2 separate regions of the Mus musculus genome follow, and region 2 is linked to region 1. A link is a loop called in an ENCODE intact Hi-C map of the cell type or tissue named here. Cell type or tissue: heart. All regions are shown on one strand. Each heading gives the region's core, and the rest is flanking DNA. Links, peaks and the distances in the headings are about the cores only.

Region 1 (9,515 bases), core at 1,061-9,060:
CCCTCAAGGATGTCATTGAAGAGCAGGAGGAGCAGATGGCAGAGTTTTATAGAGAGAACGAAGAGAAGTCAAAGGTATCCACTCATCTCGTACATCACTGTCTTGGGGGGAGGGGAGGAAAATCAAAGCCCGCTGTTTAAAGGAGATATGGGGCTGGTGGGAAGCTGCAGTCAGAACTGAGTGGTCTGAGAAGTCAGCCAGTGCCCTATGGATTTTTTTTTTTCTTCAGAGCTGAGGACCAAAACCCAGGGCCTTGGCACTTGCTAGGCAAGTGCTCTACCACTGAGCTAAATCCCCAATCCCACCTATGAGTTTTTTAAAAATAATTTTTGAAGGAAAAACTTCTATACTTTTTTGGGTTTTTAAAAACTAGATAATGAACTTTTTTTTTTTTTGGTTTTTTGAGACAGGGTTTCTCTGTATAGCCCTGGCTGTCCTGGAACTTACTCTGTAGACCAGGCTGGCCTCAAACTCAGAAATCCACCTATTTCTGCCTCCCAAGTGCTGGGATTAAAGGTGTGTACCACCACTGCTTGGCTAAATATTTATTCTTTTAACTGTGAAAATGACATTGAGTTGCCCCTTGTCTCCATTGTGAACAGAATGACACAACTTGGAAGCTTCAGTGAGATAGGCCTTTTTTTTTTTTTTCTTCTGTGAGCTTCTTATCACTTCAAGAGACTCCACTTTCCAAATAACCAGTTACTTAGAAGCAGCAGTTTAAAGATGTGAGTCAGACATTGACAGGTGTTTTCTTGAGAAGTCACAGCTGAAGAATAAAGGCCACTGGTCAAAGTGACATATCTGCCCTCAGACAGCAGCAGCAGAGACTCTGGGTTGTATTAAAAGTTTATTGGACCTGGACATTTTAATGTTAGTTTCTAAGTAGAGAATAATTGGATATTATTGCTAGAAATTAGTTACTGCTACATTGCCAATAGAGAAATAAAAAGAAAACCGTAGGAAATTGGTGTTGATGAGTTGTTGGAAGCACATCTGAATTGCACATAATAAAGGGAGGTGGCTAGTTGTATAGCATTTGATAAACTCCCATGGTCATGGCGTTATAATACTTTAATAGAAACCAGCTCATCTGACATTTAAAAAACATGTTATTAAGGGATGGCTTGGTGGCTAAGCACACTTGCTGTTCTTCAAGGGGACCCAGGTTTAGTTACCAGCACCCACATCAGGTCGCTCACAACTGCTTGTAACACCAGTTTCACAGGATCTGACCCATGCTTCTGGCCTCTGCAGGTTCTGGCATACACATGATCCATATGCATGTATGTAGATATTCACAGAGACACATCAAATAAAAACAAGTCTTTAAAGTGCATATGGATTTTAAACATAGAAGAAGACTGTAGAGAATCTAATGAGTCTCAGCTCCCCCTTGTTACCATTAACCCATAGTTAGCCCAGCCCTGGCCTTTTCTACTCTGTATTTAGAACAAAGTCTAGGCATCTAATCTTAATAATTAATCTGGATAGACTGCATGTTCTCCCTTTAAAAAATATATTACAAAAACATTTCAGGGACTAGAGATGGTTGAGAAAATAAAGCACTTGTCATAAAAACTTAAGGACAAGATTTTGGATCCTCAGTGCCCATGTAAATACCAGGGCATGGCAGAGACTGGATGCCTGGAGTAAGCTAGGGAGTCAACACAAACCACTGAGCTCTGGGTTCAACAAGAGACTCTGCCTTAATATGAAAGGTGAGACTTAAGCCTCAGCCACTACACTTGAATATCTGACACCCACAGACATGCATGCACACACATGCTCATACAAAAGACCAGTTCATGCTTGAAAAATTAATATCAATTCCTATATATTAAAATTTTAGTAGTTTCAAAGTGCCATAGGCTTTTTCATTTTTATGCTTAGAAAGCAATCAGAAGCTAGCCATGGTTGTGCACATAATCCTAGCACTTGAGAAGCTGAGGCAAAAGGATGATGGATTTATAGCCAAGATTACACTGAGACCCTTTCTCAAAACAAAACAGAAACAAGCTGGTAGGGTGGCACACATCTTTAATCCCAGTATGGAGGAATTAGAGTCAAGAGGATGTTCTTTGAGTCTGAGGCCAGCATAGTGTGGTAGTAAATTCTGGGCCAACCAGGACTGTCCAGTGAGACTGCCCTGCAATCTTGTATCATCCCTACCCCACCCCAGTCAACCCTCTCCCAGCCACACCCTCCCAGAATCCAGGTGAGCCCCACACCTTGGAATTAGTTGCTGTGTTGAAACTCTTAGCTATTGGTTCCCTTTCCACCTCTCCCCAGTACAGTTTAGATTTGAGGAAACTTGATTGCCTGTCCTATAAGCTTGCCTTTCTTAAATGCTTTTTTTTTTCATTCCCACAGTGTCTTTTGGGGGTGGTGGTGGGGGCGGCGCAGGGTGGTCCCTGTCCTCTTTAGTTCCTGTGAACAGGATGTCAGGTATAGAGATGTCATTAAATGTAACTGGAGCCCTTTTTTTGCAAGCCTGCTTCAGAAGTGGCATGGTCCTTTTTACAGAGCCCAGGTAGCTGGCTGTTTAGAGCGTAGATCCAGTTCCAAGGAATCTGATACCCCCTCCTGGCTTTCACGGTTACCAGGCAAGAAATTGATGCACAGTCATACATGCAAGCAAACACCCATACATACGAAAACATGAAAAAAATGATTCAATTCATATATAACTTCCTAAAAGCTATGATTCAGTGGAGTTTAGTATATTCACATAAAGGTGCATCTGTCACACTCACAAAGATATTGACATTCTCTCAAGTAGAATCTGAATCTTCTTTAGTCATCGTCTTCCTGTGTCTGATCCTCTGGCCCCAAGTAACTACTGATCTTCTTTGTGTTTCTGTATTTCCTCATTCTAGACTCTGATATCAACAGAATCATAAAAGGAACCATTTTATGATTGTCGTCTTATACTTAGTGTAGTAATCCCGAGTCAGCCATGTTGTGGCATTCATATAAGTGCTTCATTTCTTTCTGTGACATGTTAACATTCCATCTTTAGGGTAGCTACATGCGTTGGGGGATCCAGCAGCATTAATTGATATTTGGGTTGTTTTTCCCTTTGGCCTTTCGTGAGAAATGCTGACACGAACACCTCTGTAGTTTTTGTTGGGACATTGCTTCCCTTTGTCTGATTGCTTGGGAGTGGGATTGTTGGGTAGCCTGGCAACTGCACAGACCCTGAGAGAGCAGCGGACTTTGGGAGTAGTGTCGGCATTTCAGCTGAGGTGCTGCTGGCTGTTCTTAACCAGATCCTCTCTGCTGTTTGCCAGTGTTTGCCCTTTCCTGGCTGGCCATCTAGAGGATGGAGCTCTGATTTGCATTTCTCTGATAAAGCTACTGGTTTTGAATATCTTTTCATGGACTTTTGGTTTCTTTTTGGAAATTGCTCATTTTTCAGTTTTTATTACTGTTGGAAGACTATCTTTCAGATAAAGGTTACATAACAGATAAATGACTTTAGAGCTCTCTTCTCGAAGCTTTAGATTTCTTTTTATCCTCCTTATCCTTTGTGGCCTTTCTATCTTTTATCATGTCCATACTTAGGATCTTAATTTTTTATTACCTAGATGAAACAATTTGCATAGTTTTGAAAGTCAAGATAAGCCGGGCGTCTCAAGATAAGCTGGGCGTGATGGCTCACGCCTTTAATCCCAGCACTCGGGAGGCAGAGGCAGGCGGATTTCTGAGTTTGAGGCCAGCCTGGTCTACAAAGTGAGTTCCAGGACAGCCAGGGCTACACAGAGAAACCCTGTCTCGAAAAACAAAAACAAAAACAAAAACAAAAAAGAAAGTCAAGATAAAGACTCCTTTGCTTGTGTAGTTTCAAAATAAGGAGTTATACATTCACAGTGACCTATCATCCTTTATGAAGTCTTTATAAATTTTGTTCCTTTTGATGCTCAGATTTCCCCACTACTGGCTCTTGTGAGCTCCTTTTCTGCAGATTCCCAGGTACTTTGGCGAGTTCCATGCTTTCTGACAGATGAGCATGCTCTGGCCTTATCTTTAGCATCCTTTGTCAAAGGAGAGCCTCCATGTTCTCCCGCAGGCCTGGGGCTGCTCTTGATGCTCAGTCAGCCACTTCATGGCCCTTCACTCAGAATGTGTATGTGGGCTCTTGCTTGTTTGTCTGACAAAATGCACTATGTTGTGATGGTTCATGTTCATATGCATGACTGTAGGGATTATATCCAGTCCCTGATGGTCTCCATCTCCTCTGCCCTAATTTTTACTGCTGTACTCCACGTCACTCAGAAAAGCAAGGTCACAGTAACACTGGTGTAGTTATAGGAAGCAGCCACAGTGCTTGACTTTGCCTTTAGTTTGGGACAGTAGGCTATGCATAGCCAAAATGCTGTTTTTTAAAAGTTACTTGAAATAGATTTAAAACAAATTTTTTTATTATGGCAAAAACATACCACAATAAAGTTACCATTTTAGCCATTTTAAAGGGTGTAGTTCAGAAGCATTTTCTATACTGTTCTATGTGAAATCTGTATGTTTTAATTTTGCAAAAGTAAATTCTAAACAAATTAAGTTACTAGAGACATTTGGGCCTTTCTCTAGTCCAGGCTACCATTCTGCCTTCATCAGTACATGTCCTGACTCACAACACGCAGCCTGGAGCTCCTTCGTTCACAAGGCCTGATGAACACTGTCCCCATCTGTGCCACATTTTACCCCATCAAGTATTTATTTGCCTAGATGTGGGCTTTTTTTTACCTGGAGCTACACTTTAAGTTGAACTCTGACCCGTGTAAAGATAGGTAGATCTGAAGTCAAACAAAGGACATGAATTTAAATTTTATCTTTTTCATCCTGGTTTTCCTCTTTTTTTTCAGGGGAATTCTTTTTATTTTATTTCTATTTTTTTAAAAATGTCTTTCATTTTGTTTTGTGTATGTCTGTGCACCATATGTATGCCTGGCGCCTGTGTGGGTCAGAAGAAGGAATTAGATCTTCTGGAACTACACTTAGAGATGGCTGTGAGCCACCATGTGGGTGCTTGGGAACAAAACTCAGGTTCTCTGCAAGAGCAACAAGTTAGTTCTCTTCCCTGCTGAGCAACCTCTCTAGCCCTGGGGAAGTCTTCTTACGTTTAGTGATCGGTCTTTCCTTTTATAAGCCAAGAAGATATGCTAGCCAATTTTGATTAAAAAGAGAGCTGCAACATTTGAGATGGATGGAAACACGTCCGTTTGTGCTCCTCCCTTAGAGAACAGCAGCCCTCAGTGAGTGCTGCTCTGCTTGCAGCACACAAAGCTTGGCTGATTTCTCTGCTGCAGTTACTCCCTTGTGCCCATTCCTGGTGTTTGCAGTGTTTCTGTCCAGAAGTCATCCTGCAAACCGTGTGTGCTGACTCACAGAGCGACTGTTTCTCTTCCTTTGAGCATGTGTGGTGTGGGAGCTGTTCCCTTCTTGTTTCCTGGACTTTAGCCTGGTTTTCCTTTTTCTCGGTGGGGTTTTGTTGTTGTCACTGTTGTTATTTTAGGAGTTCTCCAGATGGGAAAAGCATAATAAATCTTTGACTCTGAACATAAAGGACGATTTCTTGGGTAGATTGTTATTCTTATCTTTACTCTGTGGTAGCTTTTGCTATTCTAACAATTTTAACTATTCTCTTGCTCCACTTGCCCGTCTTGTTTTGGATTTTGGAGCCCTCGACCTCACAGTCACTCATTTAAAACCTCTCCACTCTGCTTTCTGTTTTGGTGCCTTTCTCCCTTCCTCACGCAAGATGGAGAATTCATGTTTGACACTTCTCATGCAGGTCGGCCGTCTAGGTAGGTATGATTCTGGAAGTCACATGGGACCTCTGTGTTAAATTACACATGCTCAGCTTGTGTCTGTCCCATGACCTCGGTAACGACAGCAGTCACACCTGATCTCCTGACCTCTATGTTAAATTACTCATGTTCAGCTTTGTGTCTATCCCATGACCTCTACCAACTGCCTTTTCTTAATAACAGGAGTTAGAAAGGCAGAAACACATGTGCAGCGTGCTGCAGCATAAGATGGATGAACTCAAAGAAGGCCTTCGGCAGAGGGACGAGCTCATCGAGGTATGTGCTTCAACTGTGGAAATGCTCCGTTTTGAAAAAGGAGTTGGCTAGGATGGTGGTGTGTTTGTTGGAAGACTGTTCAAGTCCTATAAAGCAGTGTTCTCAGCTTTCCTAACGTGACTCTTTCATTCCTTATGTGGCCTGGTGACCTCCAACCATGAAATAATTTCTGATGCTACTTCATAACTATAATTTTGCTACTGTTATGACTTGTAATATTATTATCTGTGTTTTCTGGTAGTCTTAGGTGACCTGTGAACAGGTTGTTTGACCACTAAAGGGACCATGACATACATGTTGAGAACTGCTGTTATGAAGTTTACTTGTGTCAACTTGGCTCTCTCAAAATATTTTGAGAGCCGGGTGTGGTGACACACGCCTTTAATCCCAGCACTCGGGAGGCAGAGGCAGGCGGATTTCTGAGTTCGAGGCCAGCCCGGTCTACAGAGTGAGTTCCAGGACAGCCAGGACTATACAGAGAAACCCTGTCTCAAAAATTTTTTGAAAATAACATATAAAGTCAAGCATAAAAAATGAATGTTTAACAACTCTATAAAATTCTCTCCTTTAATACTAGGAGTTTTGGCCAATGTCTTTTATTCGTAAGCACTTTTTCCTGAAGATATCCTAGGAAGTTGGAAAGGGATATATTATATAGACCATGGATTCTCTGGGTCCTAGTGCATGCTCTGCTATAGGACGAGATTCTTGAGTGAGAATTCTAACCTTCACTCAGGTGGATACACTTGAGGTAGCTGAAGAAAAGGAGGAAGTTGTATAGATCTTTCTTTAGACTCCAGGGCTTCAGGGCTTCAGCTCTCCGCTGTGGAGGAATTCAGCCACACTGAGGCAGCATCCCTTTGCAATGGAGGGTAGGCCGCAGCACGTGGGTAGGCATTCATCCACTGCCGTCCCTGCTGTGCTCAAGTGTTTTGGTTTTAGGAAGAATTCCATGTGAAGATAGTAAGGCTTGATTTTTGTCATTTGTCACCAGTTTCTTGGATAATAAGCCCAGGGTGCTGGATGCAGATTTGGAAGCCTTAGTCTTTGTATGTTTTCAGTTTCTATTTTTTGGAAGTCAGTATCTATTGAAACCCGAGTTTCACATGTAATGCCTTTAGGTCTCAAGAACTAAGATCTGCATAATCAAGTGGAGAGTGTGGGAGTAGGGGCAGTGTTGCTGGTCATTGCAAGACAGTCTCTCACAGACGTGCCTACAGACTGACCTGATAAAAGACGATTATACGCACCTGAGACTTCTCCCCCAGGGGATTCTAGGCCACGTTAGTGCTAACTAGGAGGACATCATTACTCACCAGAAGACTTGATTGAGCACAGCTAAGTGTTAAAATCATATCTTTCTAAAAACTAATTTTTTATGTTTTATGATATTCTTGATATTTTAGTTTTTGCCAACAGAAATCAAAATGATCAAGCTGAGTTATATCTGTCTTCTTTAGTTCTGCTTCACCACGTAACATTCAAAGATACAGTTTCCTCTCTGGTAAAGGATTATTTGTTCATAAGCAAACACAAGTTTCCTTCTGTAATATAAGCGGGCTCCCTGTTTGGGTAGAAGGGCAGTCATCACAGGATGAATATTCGAGAGTGTGTGCGTAGGAGTGAAGGCCGGATGGCTGCCATCGAGCTGTGCTTGGAACGGTTATTCTGATGCCTTTTTTGACATTTGTCCTGCCCTCCGTTCTTGTGGTGCTGGGGATCAAACTCAGGGCCTGTACACACACAGCGCATGCTTGGCTGCATCCTGTCTTCCCTTGCTGACTGCTGCAGGCCAGCCAGGAGACAGTGGCTGTCACCTTTCCCTTTCCTGTGGATCCTAGACTTCCCCTCCTCCCTGTTAGAATTCCCCCACCTCCTTCTGTTTTCCTTCTTCTAACTCCCTTGCCTTCTTCTTTCTGCTTTTATTATTTTCCATCCCTCTTCTTCAGGAGAATCAGCGCCTCCAGCAGAAAGTAGACACCATGACAAAAGAGGTGTTTGACCTCCAAGAGACCCTGCTCTGGAAAGATAAAGCACTTGGGGTATGAGAGGAGGTGGGGCTTTGGAGAAGCTCGTTCCTGAGGGATAGACCAAGAGAATTTAACTCAGACGTGGCCAAAAAGCCACCCTTCTACCTGTTTAGTCAGTATGGATAAGCAGAAGACAGAGAATAACTTCTTTAGGAAACATGGTAGTGTGCCTAGAGAGAACTTCTCTTTCCAGACTCCATGCTTGCGAAGCTCACAAATGGAAACCTTTAAAAGAAGTGGTCTTCATTCCCCATATAATAAGGATTCTTACCCCACAGCAACCACAGGCATCTGATGCAAATTTCGTGGGTTGTTAGATATGCTTACATTAGATATGCTTACATTATAAAATATGAATTGAAAAAGAAGATGGCGTGGAGGGAGAATGTTAGCTTATAGATTGTTGGTGAATAAAATAGGAAGGGATTACAATTCAGTTTAATTATGGAAATGGATAGGAATGTAAGGTCATAGAGCTGCCAAACTGTGATACCACCTCTAATTATAGCCCTGCAGGCCCAATAGGGCCTGGTAAGGAAAACTTCCTCATTGCTGTTTTGTATAGTGCTATGGGTACACACCACGCATGCTGCAGAACAGCAAAAATTAGTCACATACCTAGTTCTGTAGGGTAGACATTTAAAGAACGGAAGATACTTTTATATAATTTTTTGGAGCTTAAGTTACCAAGTCTCCAAAATTCCATCAAAACCTAAAAAATCTTCCCAAGGAACATTGCGATTGTGAATTACTTTATTTATAAATGTTTTTCCTTGGGAAAGTGAAATGATGTGTGGGGTGGGTGCGCAGAGTAGGGAGAGTGAGGTGATGTGGGGTGGGTGCGCAGAGTAGGGAGAGTGAGGTGATGTGGGTGGGTGCGCAGAGTAGGGCGAGTGAAGTGATGTGAGTGGGTGCGCAGAGTAGGGAGAGTAAGGTGATATGTGGGTGCACAGAGTATAGGGAGAGTGAGGTGATGTGTGGGTGCGCAGAGTAGGGAGAGTGAGGTGATGTGGGGTGGGTGCGCAGAGTAGGGCGAGTGAAGTGATGTGAGTGGGTGCGCAGAGTAGGGAGAGTAAGGTGATGTGAGTGGGTGCGCAGAGTAGGGAGAGTGAGGTGATGTGGGGTGGGTGCACAGAGTAGGGAGAGTGAGGTGATGTGGGGTGGGTGCGCAGAGTAGGGAGAGTGAGGTGATGTGGGGTGGGTGCGCAGAGTAGGGAGAGTGAGGTGATGTGTGGGTGCACAGAGTAGAGAGAGTAAGGTGATGTGTGGGTGCACAGAGTATAGGGAGAGTGAGGTGATGTGGGGTGGGTGCGCAGAGTAGGGAGAGTGAGGTGATGTGGGGTGGGTGCACAGAGTAGGGAGAGTGAGGTGATGTGGGGTGGGTGCACAGAGTAGGGCG
Region 2 (9,515 bases), core at 1,002-9,001, 83 kb before region 1:
CCAAATAGGTGGCAAAATATGAAGGAGAAGTAACAGCGAACTTCTAAAGCTGCTTCACAACACTAGTGTTAACGCCTATTTTTACAATGAAAGAGAGCTAGGTGTGGTGGCGCTTGCCTGTGACCCCAGCACTGGAGTGGCTGCTAGCTTTGCCGACCTGGTAAATTCCAGGTCTATGTGAGATTTAATAATGTCTTTAAAAAACCAAGGAGCATGACTCCAGGGAAATACCACCCAAAGTTGCTGTCTGTGAGCCAATTGTAGACAGACAGACAGACACACAGTTTCTCTCAGCACACTTTTCTCTGTGTGCTGAACCTCCAGGATTGATTGATCCCACAGTGGCAGCCCCGTGAACATGAAAGGTTAATCAAGCCTTTGATATCTCAGTGGATACGGGCAGCTCTGAAAGTCCTTTTAGAAGCCATCAGACAAAATCCAAACATGTCATCCGTGGGCTTATTCGTGGGCTTCTGAAATCTGCAGTTTTTGCAGATGGGAGGTCGTGCCTAAGACCATTTTGTGCCCTTTCCCCCAGATACCTGCTCGGCTATCACTTCCTGCCAGAGGTCTTCTCTCACCATCTTCTCCAGCCAGAGGCCTCACCCTCAAAATGTTCTCATCATTGCTTGCCGCTGAGTTCACGACAATCTGTCATTACCTTGTTTATCTGATCAAGTTCATCTACTCAATTAGAAGGCAAGTTTCCCCGAGAGCATGATCAGGGCTTCCGGTGCCTGGAACTTTGAACGTGAGGGCCTTCCCCAGATACTTTTGGGATTGAAGAACATGCCTACGATTTGGGTCTGTGTGTTTGTGTGTGTGCGCGCGTGTGTGTGATGTGTACAGGTCTCACTGTGATAATTCAAACTCCTTTGCCCTGCCACAGGTTCCAGGGTACCCGGGACAACAGGTGTATAGCATCATACCTGATTTTATGCTGGGAATGGCACCCAAGGTTACAGATATGCTAAGTAAGCACCCTATTACCTGCGCTACAGCCTCAGGTGGAAATCTCTTTAAAAACAGGTATTTTCATTTCGTTCAGCCACACCCACCCTCCACATCCTTTCCCACAGACTGCGCGCCAGGTGCCTCACTCACCCAAAACCTCCCACCAGACCGCTTTGAGGCCACCTGGCTAAGTACGGTTACGAAACGCTCAGATACCAACGCTCGGGACCAGGCCCGGCTTGAGCCAGTGCGTGTCGAGCGTGTCTCCCTCCCCGTCACCCGCGAGCCCTGCGCTCCGCGGTCCAGCCAGTAGCCTCCGAGCCGCGCGCGTCCGCTACCCCGCCGCCTGCCACAAGTACTTCCGGGTGAGCGGGTCGCCGGCCGGTGGCCCCGCCCCTCTGCCCCGCCACCGCCGCAGCTGCAGCCGCTGCTCGGGCTGCGGCTCGTCCCGGGTCGCGTTCGCTGTGTCGGCCGCGGGGCGAAGGGCGCGCTCAGTGTGACTCCACGACCGGCCGCGGCGCGAGGAGCCCTTCTTTTTGTCTCCCTGCGGCCCGCGGGGTGGACGGTGCGGGGGGGTGCAGAGTGTGGCCGGCGCTCTCCTCTCCCGGCTCCCGGGCGGCCGCTCCGGCCCTTCCGGGCGGCGCCGCAGCCTCATCCCGCGCCACACGCAGGTAAGGGCAGGCGGCGGACCCGGCTGTCTCCAGGCGCTGCCCAGTGGCGGCTCCGGGCTGGGGTCGCCCGGCGGGTCCCCTGCTCCCGCTTCGCCCGCCCCCCGCGGGGGAAGAAGGGGTTACGCCCCTTGGACCGGGCATCACTTGGGACAGCTGGGTGCTCCAGCTCCCGTTGCTCCCGGCGCCACACTCCCGCAGACTCTGTCCTCAGTCTGTCCCGGGAGGGGCCGCCCCGGGAACGGTGTCAGGCCGGTGGAGGGCGTAGCTTTTTGAGTGAGATTCCCCCCTCTCCTGCTTCCTTCTTGATCTGAACTGAAGCGCGCGGGCTTACCAGGCTCAGGGCAGGACGGTCAGGGTTAATGCTTGACTAACAGCGGGCGTTATTTACACCCACATTGTGGAGTTTCATAGCTCCAGTCAGGCCTGGTTTCCCTTTGCTGTGGATATCCAGCAGGAAGCAAGGGACATAAGAGAACCCAGAGGAGAAAAGTTCAAGCGTTTGCTTTGTGTATTATGTTCCCCACCTCGAGACATACAAATATAACGTAGAAACGTGGCTAAAGGGTATCCCAAACTTTCAGTATTTGTAGCCCCTTTTGCTTTTCCCATTTAGTGACTCAGCATTTTTGCCACGGTTTTTCTACAGTAGCTTGATTGACTGAAAACTCTGTAAGGATAACAGTGACTGCTATTCGTGTTGTGTTATCGCAGCGAGAAGAGGTGCAGTCAGGGTATCGACAGATACATTCTTAATCAGTGTTGGACTTTTTCTCCCCAGTAGGTGTGAAAAGCTGCAATTGCTGAAGAATGTGTGTTGCAGTAAGAGTTAGTTGGCCAAGTTTACCGTAGCTTCAATGTCTTGCAGAGTTAGCCCCGATTAACCAACATCATGCTCTGTTTAACAACTACAGGGATCCTATGACCTCGTATTTAATACACTCATGCCGAGTAAGAACTTCGGAAAGTGTGATTCACGTCGGAAGTGAGGTCACACTCTGACTCGTAGATCGGGATCTTCCCATTGAAATAGAGGAAAGCCAGACCTTTTCTGCCCGTTTAATTAGATAATTGTACTCTTTTTTTTTATAGCGAGTGATGTATAATGTTTGGTTCTGTTTGTTGCTGGGTGGTGATTGTCATGCACTATGGCATGGAAATCAAACGTTAAAATTTGTATAATGTTTTGTTTTGTAATACTTTGTTGGACTGCTGTGATTTTTAAGTCCCCCCCCCCTTTTTTTTTTTACCAGATGTGGGAAGACAAATGAAGGGATTTAGAAGCCAAGTAAATGTCATTGGGAAGGAGAGCTACCACCACTGAGGTAGGAAATAGTACTGTGTACTATATAAAATAGCTTTTTGAGTGGGAAGCTGCAGCACTTTGCCATCCTATCCTTAAAGATGCTGAATGAGACTATATTAACTTCTGTTCTGGAAGGAATTGTGTTGAAGTTTTGGTGTATTTTTAGAATTGACTAATTTCAAACTTGAAGTAACTTTTTAGTGCTGCAATGTCATTTGATCATTTTAGTCTTTCAAAATGAGATGCAAAAAAACTTTGGATCCCAGAGTTCTTTATAGGGACAACCTTGCTTTCTTTCCAGTTTTTTTTTCTTTTCTTTTCTTTGTAGAGTCCTGATTATTTTACCTTGATTGACAGTTTAGAAGTCCTATTGACTAGTTGGAAGATAATACCAAATGTATTGGTGTTAACTTAAGACAGACGTCCCTTTGATTCTTTGACTAACTTTTTGGCATCTTTCTCCCTTTGGATATCGATACTTAAATTCAGAGTGTTCTCCAATGTTGCTTTTTATTTCTGTCCAGCTGATAGGATGATGATTCTGTTCTTGTTAACAGAGATTCCCTTTTGGAAAATCCCCTGTGAAAACCTTCATTGGAGATAGTCTTGACGCACAAATACGTCAGGGAAATCTTCTTAGGTTAGGATTTAAGCATCTTCAGAATGAAGGGAAAAGAGATAGGAAGCATATTTGGCAACACAAAACCAATTTGTCGTTGTTGTTGTTGTTGTTGTTGCTAACTTAGGACAGAAAAGTGATTTCTTGCAAAGATCTCTGTGAATCTTACCCTGCTCCTTGTATGAAAAGGGACAGATTTGGTGACGTGATGGTGGGGTGGGGATGATTGTCCTTCTGACGTGGTGGGAGCTCTGTTGAGGATTAGCTAAAAGGCAGTAAAATTCTTCTGTCCTTATTCAAGGACTGCTGTCTGCTGTGCCGACTAAACAATCCCGTTGGCAGCTTTTCTCTTAGGCAGTTGCTTTCCCTCTGGAGAGTCTGAGTGGTGGACGTGATCCTTACCTGGGAAGCCATACTCCTTAGCCCTTATGTTTGCAAATAAACACTAGACTCTGACCCCTATTCAAAGCCCAGCTTTTAAAACTTCAGCAGGAAAGGAATTGAGCAGAGTTTACCTTATGAGTAAAATGTCTTTGTCCCTTTCCCCATTCTTTCCCTTTAAAGCTAATAGAAGACAAGACTGTCTTGGAAACGGAGTGCTTGGCATTGCACTTTAACCTTTCAAGCTTTCTGGTCAGCGGAAAGTTAGTCTAGACTTAAAGCAGTTACACACTAGGCTAAACTTATACATTGTAAAGCTGGGCTTATCCTGTGAGAATGCCAGTTCTTGGACAGTCACTGAGGCTCGATATCTGGGTATGGTCTTCTTTTAGTCTAGGGGTTGGAAAAGAAATAGGTAAATAGACACTTGGGAAGAAATGACATCCATAGACAGAGAGCTCAGTGGCGTTTGTGCCACTTTTAAAGATTTGTAAAACACGTAAAAGCAATGGTCATACGAGGAAAAGCCCTTTCCTTTCTGCACAAGCTTCTTACCGTCCCATAACCCTACTCCCCGGGCCAGGCCACCATAGTTAATGGTTTTCATGTATTTCCCTCCTCCTGCTCTCAGTAGCATGTACAGTTGCATGTGTTTACAGGTGCCTTTTACCCGTGATGCATCTGAGATATGTTTCTGTATTAGCATCCACTCCAGTCTCATTTTAAAAAGACTGGATTTATTCATTTTCCATACTTTTACTAATTCCATGTTAGTAAACATTAGGTCATTATTAGTCTTTTGTATACAGCGCTATAAGAAAGACTTTTAAGCAAGTGCTTGACCATTTATAGTTCCATCTGTGGAGTACAGCTCTGGTGTATGACTGTGAAGTTGGCACTTAGATTATGAACATGAAAAATTTGTTTTATATTAGACTTTATTTTATAGTAGAAGGTAATGTTTTCTCAGGCACAGGAGGAGGAAGAATTAAAAAATTTTATGTTCTTTACCCATCACTTCCTTTTAAAAAGCATTGTGAACTAGGTGACTCCATGTCACTGCCTGTTGTCAACACCTGGGGGTTTAAGCCAGGGGACAGAGTGTGAGGCTACTGTGGTCTATACAGCATGTAGTGAGGCTGTGTCTCAAATCAAATTGCAACTGTGTTTTATAAGTTGATTTAAGACATTTTGCAGTGTTAATGATTGCATTGGTAAATGTCAATGCTGTAGTTGAAGACTGGCGCTGACAGACATAAACCACTGGCATTCGGTAAGATGGCCGCAGCTGTAGGTTTGTCTCAGAGTTTAAATTTTCTGTTAATTAAAAACTTATATAGCTGGGTGTGGTGGCACACACCTTTAATTCAGCACTTGGGAGGCAAAGGCAGATCTCTGTGAATTCAGGGCCAGCCTGGTCCATATAGCCACTTCTAGGCCTATTAGGGTTACATACAAAAACAAACAAAAAACAAAAACAAAAACAAACGAAACCACCACCATCAACAAAAATAATAAGAAACAACTTGTATATAGCTTTCATTTTTGCCCTGCTAAAGTTAACTGATATTAGTCAGAAGAGAAAGAAATGGCCCAGAGTTTCTTCTTTATCATCCATATCCTACTTTAAGTAGAGTGAATGATAGAACCCGAGAGCCAGAAACCCTTTTGCAATCCAGAGCACTGTTGGTGGAGTCCTTTGTCAAAGCAGGAAGTAGGTATATAGATTTAGACTTTATTCTGCAAAGAGTTAGTAAGCAGAATAAGGGAGGTTTAGAATTTAATGTGAAGTTCTGTAGGTGACTCATGACCAGGGGGACATTCAGGAGCCTTTGTCCTTTTGAAATGAGACAGAGAGGCTCAAGTGTGGTGAAGCTGGAGCTCATGAGTGGCAGTTTCCCTGGATGCTGTCCAGGGTCTATTTTGAGGCCCTGTCAAAACTTGCCTGACGGATCTACCGCATAACCGTAATCTGGCCTGGCCCTGCTACAAGTCAGGAAGGCCTGTGGTTTAGGGAAAGTGGCAACTGCAGAGGGAGTTCTGAGGGAGGGAAGCCTTCAGAAGACGATACTGAGGGAGGGGCTGAGAATCTGCTGAGCACACTTATCCTAGCACCCAGGTGTTCTCGGCTTTAGCATCCAGGTTTTTGTTTTCTGTTATTTATTTATTTTTGGAAAGAGTTTGATTGCAGAGAACTAAAGAGGAATTTTTAGGATAATGTGTATGAGAAGGAACATAGGATTGTCCCAGCTTAATGTGTCATAGTCTGATTCTGGGAGCATTTGACAAGAATCAGTTACAATGATTGTCTTACACACACACACACACACACACACACACACACAATGCTATGGATTCAGGGAGGACACATCCCAAGTTGAAATTGTCTAACTCAGAGTCTTTCACACTTTCCACTGCTATCTTGGAGTAACGACTGTTTTACAGGAGAGTTTGGAATTCACACAGCTAGATTATCTTCTTACTCTGTTTCTCCCATGAAAGAGTTATGAAATCATATATTTTATTAAATTTTCTTCATTTTATTTTGCATGCATGTGGGTGTGGGTATGTAAGTTAGAGAACAAGTTGAAAGACTTGGGTCTCCTACCATCTGGCTCCAGAAAGATCAAATTCTGGTTGTGAAACTTAGGGCAAGCAAGTGAGCCTTCTGTCCCTGAAGTTGTACCTTTAAACTCTTGCTTTTTAGCAGACTACATAGCTGTCTCTTTGTGCTGTGTAGTGAATGGAAGCGTTGGTGTTCTCTATGTTTAGTGAGCACTTAGGTTTAAAGTTCTCTAGGTGATCTCACTTCTTTGACTAGAAAGCTGTTGAACAACTTACTGTTACACCCTCTGACCAAGGTTCATGTCCTGGCTCACTGCTGAGCTGTTGTTCCACAGTCAAGGGTTTCTGAAGGATTCAGCTTGTAGCTGTACTTTATAGGTGTGAGCCTATACATGGTTGCTGGTCTTTTGTGTTACACGAGGTTATCACTTCAGGCTGTTTACTTCTGGGGTCATTAACATTTCATGGTGATGTCTTTAGGATTCAGTGTAAGAAGTGAGCAATGGTTTTTTTTCTTCTGTTATTTGGTTTATTCCTATTATCTCTTCCTATTCTCGGGTTTTCCTCCCTAGAACAATAAAACAAAACAAAACAAGAGAACTTTGGGTGAACTGAGGATGGTCAAGAGTTGGGAGAAACCTTTTAGTGCCTGTCAGTGTGTTTTATTTCCTGACAAGTGAGCTGCTTCATGCCCCTGCAACATTGTGACAGGACCACAAGCTCATGCTTCCATTGTTCTTATTTGGGACCTTGTATATGTCTTAAGGCTTCTTCATAGGAGCATCACGTTTTAAGCTAGTTGTGATGTAGTGGATGCATTTATTGCCTTTGAAAACACTGAGTTTTTAGGCTGTTTTCTTAAGGCAGTTAGTTATTCTTTCTGTAGTCCCCACTTTCACACAGAAACATTTTAACAGCTAGGAATTAAAGTCTACTGTCTACAGACAGTAAGATGTTAAGATACTTATTTTCCTGTTAAACAGTTTAACCATGCTTAATAAAAATTGAATAAATTTAGCAAACACACGTTTTTACTTAAAAAAAAATTAAGTAATCCAGCTAAGTGATTCAGTAGTTGTAGGATTAAAGATAAATATTTCAGTTTCAAATAAGCCCCTCCCCCCGCAACTCCGTGTTATGGATAATGCTTTATTCCTGTGTCTTGCCAAATGCACCTAGTTTTATTTTTTTGGTTATGGTAAAACTTAAATAGCATTGCCATATTGACATTTTCCATTCTTTTCATTGTGGAAGACATATGTAATGTAAGTCTCCTCTACCTCTTTCTTTGCGTGCTGGGGATTGGGTCCAGGGCCTCGCACATATTACATAAACCCTCTGCCTCTGATGTCCACCCTAAGCCCTTGAACCGTGTGTAATTGTGCAATTCTGTGCCATTACAGTGCATTGAGAGTGTGGTGCAGCTGCCCAAGCATCCGTCTCCAGGAGGTTTTCATCAGCCTAACCTCCCCATCAGACTGTAATGCTCACTTCCTTTAGCCCTTGAAAGCCACTTGGCTACTTTGTCTCCATGATTTAAGTACTCTACTCTAGGTACAGCACATATTTGTGGGGTTATCTGCCCTCTGTGTTTGGCTTATTTTATGTAGCTCAAAGCCATCAAAGACACTCCTGTTGTAGCATGTATGTTTGACTTCTGTTGAAGGTGTCCTACCTTTTGGTTATTGTGAATAATGCTGCCAAGGACATGGGTATATGCCTATGCATTCAAATCCCAGTTGGTTATTTTGTGCACGTAACCAGGAAGGGAATGCCAAGGACATGGGTATATGCCTATGCATCCAAATCCCAGTTGGTTATTTTGTGCACGTAACCAGGAAGGGAATGCCAAGGACATGGGTATATGCCTATGCATCCAAATCCCAGTTGGTTATTTTGTGCACGTAACCAGGAAGGGAAGTGCTGAGTCCTGCAGATTTCATGCCTGAATCTTTGAGACTCCCATGCTGTTCTCCATGGTGCCTCGCTGTTTCAGTCTCACCCAAGCGTGCACGCGAGTGCTGCCTACCAACCCTTGTTATTTTCTCTGTTCTTTAATTTTTTTTTTTTTTTTTTTTTTTTTTTGCTGCTCATGAAAGCCATCTTACTGAGTTTGTGAAGACTATCTCCTTGTGATTTTGATTTGTATTTTCTTAATTACTGATAATGTTGAGTACCTTTTTGTGCATTTATTAGCCACTTCTGTCATTGTGGAACACACCAGCCTTATCGTTGCCTCTCTAGCGCTGAGATTAAAGATGTGTGCCACCTACCTGACCCATTTCTTAATTTAAAATTATTTTATTTTATGTGTATGGGTGTTTTGCCTCATGTATGTCTGTGCGCCATGCCCATGCAGTACTCTTGGAGGGAGGCCACGTGACATCAGATCCCCTTGCAGCTGAGTTAAAGGTGATTGCTGTTAGCTTCCTGTGGGTGCTGACAGTCAAACTTATGTTCTCTGGAAGAGCAGCCAGTATTCTTCACTGCTAATTGTAGCTCTAGCTTCATGTCTTTTAAATCATTGGTTATATTACCACATGCGGGCGCGCGCGCGCGCACACACACACACACACACACACACACACGCACGCACGCACGCACGCACGCACGCACGCACGCACACACACGTGCACAGTGTGAGGTTCTGTATCTAGGTGTGTGTACATATGCCCACAGCATTCATATGGAGGTTAGAGACAGCTTTGTGGAGATTCTTTCCTCCCGTGTTTACATGGGTTTGAGGGATCAAGCTCAGGTCGTCATCAGGCTTGGTGGCAGATACTTTCTCATCTGCTGAGCCATCTTATTGGTCCTAATTTGTTTTTGTTACTGAGTTTTAGTTTTTATATATCATAGATAGCAACTCTATTTACAAGTGTTTTCTTCATTAGATTGCCTTTTTTTCTATTTATAGTGGGCTTTGATGCACAAAATTTAAATTTGGTGAAGTCTAGTTTGCCTATTATTACCTTTAATTTTTGTCAAATTTGACAAGACCTGGTTGTCAAGTCCTGTCATG

The links. Peaks named below come from ENCODE experiments on the same cell type or tissue, not always from the same donor. Only the 100,000 strongest peaks of a DNase experiment are listed, where the experiment ranks them.
Region 2: a loop joins it to region 1, with 2.3 times the contacts of the local background. A loop is called at or near these places in 7 of 42 quality-filtered maps.

The regions. Positions count from the first base shown.
Region 1 is chr9:111,199,762-111,209,276 of GRCm38, forward strand. It overlaps Lrrfip2 (leucine rich repeat (in FLII) interacting protein 2), which reads left to right. Exons shown (of 15, transcript NM_001374664.1): 8 at 1-74; 9 at 5,994-6,086. Among named protein-coding and RNA genes, the nearest start is that of Gm51692, 30 kb to the right of the region's middle. In heart, for the core only: no CTCF peak of the experiment used is centred there; a DNase peak (open chromatin) is centred at 5,330; H3K27ac peaks cover 1,040 bases.
Region 2 is chr9:111,116,765-111,126,279 of GRCm38, forward strand. It overlaps Lrrfip2 (leucine rich repeat (in FLII) interacting protein 2), which reads left to right and starts at 1,360. Exons shown (of 15, transcript NM_001374664.1): 1 at 1,360-1,625; 2 at 2,876-2,947. In heart, for the core only: no CTCF peak of the experiment used is centred there; DNase peaks (open chromatin) are centred at 1,317, 1,817, 2,597 and 5,847; H3K4me3 peaks cover 2,154 bases; H3K27ac peaks cover 1,619 bases.